2 separate regions of the Homo sapiens genome follow, and region 1 is linked to region 2. The links are chromatin contacts, found by Hi-C or POLR2A ChIA-PET in ENCODE. All regions are on one chromosome and are shown on one strand. The core of a region is the stretch at or near the end of the contact, and the rest is flanking DNA. Distances in the headings are between cores, read along the strand shown.

Region 1 (3,746 bases), core at 69-2,568, 400 kb after region 2:
CAGGAACATGCTTGCTCCCCTTTTCAGCTCTCTACCCCTCCTAAACATGGTGGAATTAGATATAAGCCAAACAGATCCATATTATCATCATTTTTCATTTAAATATACTTTTTAAAGCCTGTGGCCCACACCACAGCAGGCTGGAATCCAGGCAAACCTCCTCCTGTCCGTGGCCTGAGATTAGTATTCTTGTTGCATCCTGCAGCAGCACCACCGAAAGTTATCAGCAGGCAGACAGCCAGCTTTCAATCTCGAGAACTGCAGCCCGCAGATCGCAGCGGCACTTGCAGACATTAGAGGAAGATTTAGAGACCCTCACACTTGCCGCCAGCACTAAGCCTCTGTAAGGCACCTGATGGCATGAGACTGGGGATTTCCATGAGAAAGGGAAAGGAACAGACACTTGGTGTGAAAATGTTATTTCAAAGTTGATGCAAAATATTCCATCCTAGAGAGGGGCATTCTTCTCTTTGACCAGGGTCCATGCCTGAGGGTGGGTACTGTCTGTCCCTCCCCAGCTTCCCTCCTACAGGCCCTCCAATTGTGGGGTCTCCTAGAGAAGAGGTAGGAATGGAATGAGGATGTTCTTTAGTGACAGTGAGCGAGCAGCCATGACTGAGGGTCCTTTTGGGGGTCAGGGTTTTCCATTCAGGGCAGCCTTATGGCTACACGATGGATCATGGGAATATGATCTATACAGCTGCACACGCCCTGCGACTGGAAAGGCCTCAAGCTTGGTTTAATGTCCTGCCTTTGTTGTGTAGAAATTCTAAATAACTTTTACACAAGGGTCTTGCATTTTCATTTTGCACCGAGCCCCACTAATTATGTAGCCAATCCTGGTTCCAGCTCTTTCAGAACAGAAAGACCACAAAATGTGAGGCAGCTCTGAAGGCTCGTGTCAGAAAGTAGCTCTCATCAAGACCCAAATGCTGCCGGTGTTTCTCTTTATTAGAGCACATCGGGTCAATGCATGGCTCCGTGGCACCCGGGTGACCCTTGCTGTGTGTTGCTGATGTGGGCTCCCTCTGAGGTGAGGAGACTGGAAGTATCACTGTCCAGTGTAATGGGCCTCTGCCTGCTGGCCTCTGCTGGTTTCACAGGCAGCTCAGGACCATGCGGTCAAGCCTCAGTGCCCCCACTTATCCCCTTGTCAAACCTAGCCATTCAAAAGCAGGGCCCAGCTCCCTGCTGGCCGAGGCTGCTTCCAAAGCAGAAGCACAAACACAGGCCCTCTTCAACCCAGGGAAAGCGGGTAGGAGTCCAGCCTCCTCACAGCTGACCATGGAGGCAAGGAAACCCAGCAGGAGGGGTGAGGAGCTGCTCACCTGGTTACCGCTCTCCCGGATGATCTCACCCCTGGCATCTTCTGCTGGGGCTTGATCTCGACAAACCAGGTGAACTGTGCCACCTGGTGGAATTCAATGAAACCATCTGTGAGTTACAGCGAGAGCTACAGAAACCAGCTCTTCCTAATGAAAAATGAAGACATATGGGCTCACAGTTGACACTCTTCTGTTAAGCCTAGATGGGTGGTTCCCAGAGTTAAGAGCAGCAAGGGCGATGGTGAGGGAGGTGCTGGAACCTTATTGCCTACCTGTGCTGACAGTGCGTCTGGAATAACATCCTGATTTTTTGAGGGCCTGAACACATCAAGGATAAGAAACATTGATCTGGGTCACATATGCCTCCCTAGCATCTAGCATAGTAGCTGACCCAGATGTGTTAAACCTGGCTGCACTTTAGACTCATGTAGGGAGCTTTTAAAGATCTAGGCGATAGGCCCAGGACTGGGTATGTTTTACAAGCTCCCCTGGTGATGTAATGTTCAGCCAAAGTAGACAGCCACTTGCCTAGCATGTAGTAGAGACTCAAGTATTGACTGAATGTTGAGTCCATCAGCAGCCCTCATATTATCCCAGCAAATGCCACACCATCATCAATCAAGGTCAATTTAAAGCAGAATGCCTTCGCCGTGGCAGCTAAGAACGAATCGTTATGGAGTCTGCTTTCTTTACTAAAAATCACCCACTTGATTAAATGGGGTGTTTCATGGGAGGCTACAGGCTAACCACAACACTAGCCCCTCTTCTCTCCTCCTCTCCGCACTTCAGAGTGCTTCCCAGCTGCTAAGATGCAATTAATCCTCTCCCTGACTTGGCAGATAATTAAATAAAGCTTCAAATGATATAATAGTCCCCTGAAAAATGCCTAACTTGGATTTAGAGAGAGGAAAAAAGAAAACATCTTCAGCATCTTAAAAAGTGATAAATTCACAACCTAGTTCCCCACCTTCTGCTGGAACATCCATTTTTCCTGAAGAGGCTCTGGAGAGATGCAGCAAACTTTTCTAGCCACTGCAGAGCCATTTGGTGACCCAGGATCGTTGAGCTCATGCAGGAAATTCTGGCATTTACCATGAGGAAGACTTCTGCTGACTGAAGACTTTACAGTGCACCTGAAGCACCTCTTTATAGTCAAGCTTAGGGGAGGGAAGCGGGAGGCTGCTCTAGCCCTGGAGGCTGGACCCCAGCAAGGAGGAAGTTTAGTTCAATGCACTCCTCTCTCCAGGTATTTTGGGGGCCTTGGTTCATAACTACCATCCACATCCAAATTGCAGTGGACTTTGAGGCTCCCCCTCCCCTTGTCTCTCACCCCAGGAGAGTCTCATTGAGAAGACATGAGTTAGAGACCAGGTGTTCATGTTTTTGTTTTTGTTTTTTTAATTAAATTCCACTGGGGATTCTGATGTCCAGGGTTTGCTTGAGCCCCTCGCTGTTCTTAATCAGAAAACACTGGGACACGTGGGCAGGACCCCAAGCTCGCCTGAGAATTAATTAAGTGTTGAGGAAAGGGCTCCTGTTGCTCTAGCCACCTGGAGCTCAAAACTCAGAAAGCTGGCAGCTGTGCCCAGAACCATGGGATCGCCGTCCAGGACTTCCTGGCCTGCCTGTGACACAGGGTGCCCTCCTCAGTGTGGACCGGCCGCAGTCTGGCCGTGGGGCTCAGTGGACACACGTGTTAGCAGCTGCTTACCTCGCTTGGCGATTTCAAGGGCAGTTGCTTTGCCAATGCCGCTGTTTCCTCCAGTGACCAAAAAGACTCTTCCAGGAATCTGGACCTCCAAGTCATGAGGGACAAAGTCTTTACATGCAGATTCATAGCCACTCCTAGAAAGAGGAGACCCACAGGAAGACCAGCTGTAAGGAGTGGGGAACACAAACCCCTGCAGGAGAAAGCCTAATTCTAGGATGGGCATTATTGCTGTCTCCGCCTCTCCCAACACATCACGAAACTCCTTTCTCCCTTGCCCTCCCTGCTCTCACAAACACCACTATCTCGGGGCCTGCATTTCCTGGACCATGATCTTTCCAAACTTTTGAAAATATTGGAGATTCCAACATTTTGGCATCCAAATTGTCTTCCTCTGACTGCCCCGATCCTGGGGAGTGGCAAAAAGAAAAAAAATCCCTTGACAGATGAATTGCTCTTTTCCCTTTTGTGGGGGGCAGGTTTCAGGAAGCTTAGGAGACCATTTGCATTGTGCTTATTGCATTGCAGGACAGATATCCTTGCCTACTTGGAGAAACGGGGGAGATTTGCAAGTAGGGAATAAAGGAGGAGGATGGTAGAGTTATTTAAGCTCTGCACCCATCAGAGGAAGCCAAGGCTCCTTCAGGGACACAAGGTGTGCACTGCACAGCTCTAGGGAGTGCCATTCGGATCAGAATGATGGGATATTTGTA
Region 2 (4,130 bases), core at 1,048-3,547:
ATGTCCAATAGTAACCCACATTCTATTCAAATGAAGATCATAGACCATTAGCAATAAATGTACTATTAAAAGCATATATGCCTAATTCCTAATATTAACTTGTGAAATAAAAACAAACATGGAGCTTTTGAATGTACACTTTTAAAACATTCAGATAAAATCTGCTTTAAGTTACCAAATTACTGCCAGCAAAAAACTTACCGCCTGTCACTTCACACATTGGTGTGATTGCAGAGTCATCTAAAGGCACACCTGTCAACTGTTCTGATTCTACTGACATGGTGCCAGGCAACCGCAACACTAATGCAAAGAGTCTCTGATCCCAACGAAAAGGTTCCTTGGTCAATTCACTTCCAGGCAAAGGAGAATTAAGAGGTAAATGAAGCTGAAAGTAGGGGGGAAAAACAGTAATAAGAATTCCACAGACTATTTTTTCAAAAAGCCTACTTTAATTACACTTACGTTAGAACTGCATCAACTCTCCTATCACTTGAAAAACAAGCTCAAATATAAAAGCTTACTTGTTCAGACATAGCTAAAACAGCACATGATACTGTTTAATTTTCTTAAACTTACTTTGAAGATATAGACTGAAAAAAATCTGTATTGTTGGAATGAATTTCAGATTTAGACTCAATTAATTACTGGGTGCTGAATTGCTTCCAAATAAATAATTTCATTTAATCATTAAAACAACCCTGTGATAGATATGTTATTTTTCTTTTCTTTTCTTTTCTTTTTGAGGTTGCAGTGCAGAGGCACGATCTTGGCTCATTGCAACCTCTGCCTCCTGGGTTCAAGCAATTCTCCTGCCTCAGCCTCCCGAGTAGCTGGGATTACAGGTACGCAACACCACGCCCAGCTAATTTTTGTATTTTTAGTAGAGACAGAGTTTTGCCATGTTGACCAGGATGGTCTCAAACTCCCGATCTCAGGTGACCCACACGCCTCGGCCTCTCAAAGTGCTGGATTACAGGTGTGAGCCACCATGCCCGGTCTTATTATTTTCTAAATGTAAAAAAAAATAGACCTCAAAAAAATGATTTGGCCTCCTGTGTCCAGAGTCAGTACTTTTTTATTACACCACAGCAATCTCAAACATCTTTACAGCTCTTAATATTTTAAAATATGCTTCATTTTATATAAGATAAACAATCTCAAAGCATTTGTAGAAGAGTAAATTTTTGTCACTCTAATTACATTTTAAATGTAGTGATTCTTACCACATCTGAGTAAATGTAGAGAGGTTTGGGGGTTTTTGTATGTGTTGCATGTTTTATTAATAATAGATGTTTCTTCCCTTACACCTGCTAAGTTAGAATCTTTTCTGAGATTCTTAAGCATCTTAAAAAGTTTTAAATGACTATAATGGGCCCTTCTATACCAACAGAGTAACAGTGTACAAACAGAATCCACATATTCATCTCAGTATCACTCAATGAGGATGACCAGACACTATGTTTCTCATGACATGATGCAATACCACAACATCAACTATAAAGGATTCTTACCAAAAAAAAGAGGAAGAAAGAAAAGATTCGACCTGAATTGAATCAAGCCTTCGGTTCTAACTACCAGTTTGCAGGGAATAGTGGGGATATAGGATCAAGTTAAACACCAGCACAAGAGAGCAATCAGTCAAATCCAGAATGTGGAACATTATACAGGACAAATGACCTGGTTTCTCCAATAAATCAGTGGCATAAAAAAGCAAAGGGAAGGGAATCTGAAGAGTTAAAACTGTTATAAAAGAGGCAAAAGCGAAGATTTTTGAGACAATCAGGAAATTTCAAGATTATATTACTGGAATTGTTAATACTCTTTTAAGTGTGATAATGGTATTTAAGTATATGGTGCTTAGGAAAACCAAAATCCTTACCACTTACAAATTTTTTAAAAATAAAATCAAGACTCAGTTTAGGGCTTTTTTCTACAAATACTGGAGTATATTTTTATACAAAACATGCTTTAAAATGATCACTTCTAAATTAATTGTCATTTTTTATACTAATTTCTTCACAAAGCAAGACCTAATTGTATTGTGTACAGCCTTTCTAAATCTCACACAGAGAAGACTTCCAAACTTGATGGGGGTTGAAGTCATTCTACACTAAAATAGACTCAAGTTTCTTCATTGACTTACATCAAACCATTAAAAAAAGAAATCCAATTCTATTCTAGGAAGAGTTTTCCTAGTGAAGCTATGTTATACTGGCACCTCTCTTCAAAAGATTCATGCCATGAGAATATGCTGCAAGACTCCTTCATCAAGATCAGCCAAGATTTTGTGACTCTGGACAGAAGTCATGAGTTCTTTCTCTGGCACGTAAGGCAGAAGGCAGAAGCAACAGAGAAGGAATGCTGAAGAAATCTGGGCCAGCATATTCTCGAGGAAGGTTTCCCAGCCTCACAGGCTCTGTGACAATTGTAAACAGCTCAGGAGCTCCAGGCCCTTGCTGCTATTACCACACCCTGACAGAAGATAAATAAGCAAGCACTACTTACATCATCTCCTTTTACCCTTTAAACCACCTTTAAAGTATTTGGGAAACACAGCTACCAAGTACTTGGTCATTTTCTCTCTAATATCACAAAAATGTCAAAGCACCAGTGGTACTGCGTGAAGTTTCAACTGTTAATGCAGTTGCTTTGCAGAATAATGGATAGATACATGGAACTGTCTTGAGAATGTGGGGGAAAACAGGCACTGCGCGGACCACACACACACACACACATGCACACACACAAACTAATCATGTAATGATGAGCATCTGCAACGCAGACAATATAAAATGAAATAAATGGCCTTTGGCTGTACAATGCTGAATCTAGAATGAATTTCAAATGTAAAAAAAAAACCCCAGCAAGGTTCACAAGCATATTCTAAGCATTTTACACATAGCTATATCAATTTTATAAACTTTAGGCAAATTTTTATTTATTTTTCTATTGCTTCTCATTTCTCCCTCTGCAAATCACCACCAACCTCCCAAAACCAAAAAAGGGGAAAATCCGCTATAGTTTAAATGAATTAGTAAAATAAGGAGTAATGGCAGGCAAATAGAAACAGGAAAAAGATTAAAATCTGAAGGAAAAATCTCAGGAGGATTGACTTACTCCAGGTTTAAAGTTTACAGGTGAAATTCCAGTAATGTCTTAAAAATCAAAGGGGGTGGGGAGGTCTTCCTGAATATATGGACTTTGAGAATCAAGGAAAATTGCACATAAATGAAGAAAAATATAAAGTTAGTCACTAGAAAAATATGCAATAAAAATAGACAATTCCCAAAAGCAAAAAATGGGCAATAGATAAGGATACCTAAAAGGAAATCCATATGACCTATAAACATGTAGGAAGATGATGAAATACACTAGTTAACAGATAACACAAATTAAAATATTGATATCATTTCACAATAAGATTAGCAAAAATTTTTTAAATTTGACAATACCAAGTGATGACAAGAATATAAAGCAATAGGAACTCTCCAATACTTCTGGTGAGCCTATAATTATACTACCATTTGGAGAACAATTGGATAGTATCTGATAAAGCTAAACATGAGCATACCCTAAAACTCAACAATGCCAACTCCTAGAAGAACTCTCATATTATTTGTATAAGATGTTTAAAAAAAAAAAAAAAAGCAATTGACTACAGCATTATTTGAAACAGAGGAAAACGGGAAACAATTTAGAAGTCCAATAAGGGAATCAATAAATAAGCTGCAGTCTGTTCACACACCACATCTGAAATGAATAAACTAGAACTCTTAACATCCAACATGGATAGATCTCAAAACAATGTTTTTTGGGTAATATAACATACATACATATAAGAACATATATCCAGAAAGCACAGCCTAACAAATTTTCACAAGTTGAATGCCTTTGTGTAACTAAAATTTGTATCAAGAAAGATAACTTTACTAACTTATGCCCCTCCCCAACTGACTAGTTTTGCCTGATTTTGAACTTTATAAAAATGGAGTATTGTCTCTTTGGTTTATGGCTTCTTTCATCATTGTAAAGGTAAGAATCACCTATACTGCTACATACAATGGTAGATCGTTCATTCCTATTGCCATATTGTTTATCTGTATATCATAATTAGTTTTATTTTTTAGAGA

What was found. Hi-C counts contacts between places; a loop is a spot of excess contacts on that map. ChIA-PET counts read pairs that join two places held with the same protein, here RNA polymerase II (POLR2A). Pooled maps may share reads with other maps.
Region 1: a loop to region 2 is called in a pooled map, with 2.4 times the contacts of the local background. The contact joins two enhancer-like sites. A Hi-C loop is called at or near these places in 1 of 168 maps with a recorded cell type or tissue (naive thymus-derived CD4-positive, alpha-beta T cell) and 3 of 50 pooled maps. POLR2A ChIA-PET finds 5 or more read pairs at or near these places in 6 of 52 experiments (GM10248, GM12878, MCF 10A and 3 more).

What each region holds. Positions count from the first base shown.
Region 1 is chr13:51,796,498-51,800,243 of GRCh38, forward strand. It overlaps DHRS12 (dehydrogenase/reductase 12), which reads right to left. Exons shown (of 9, transcript NM_001377533.1): 2 at 3,037-3,170. The coding sequence starts at 3,162. Among named protein-coding and RNA genes, the nearest start is that of DHRS12, 5.8 kb to the right of the region's middle. RefSeq lists enhancers at 556-1,084, 1,155-1,234. Within about 2 kb of position 1,319, at least 4 of the 41 ENCODE cell types and tissues checked have a DNase peak (open chromatin) inside an H3K27ac peak, as active enhancers do.
Region 2 is chr13:51,395,099-51,399,228 of GRCh38, forward strand. INTS6 (integrator complex subunit 6) reads right to left here. Exons shown (of 18, transcript NM_012141.3): 5 at 202-385. Among named protein-coding and RNA genes, the nearest start is that of MIR5693, 49 kb to the left of the region's middle. Within about 2 kb of position 2,298, at least 9 of the 41 ENCODE cell types and tissues checked have a DNase peak (open chromatin) inside an H3K27ac peak, as active enhancers do.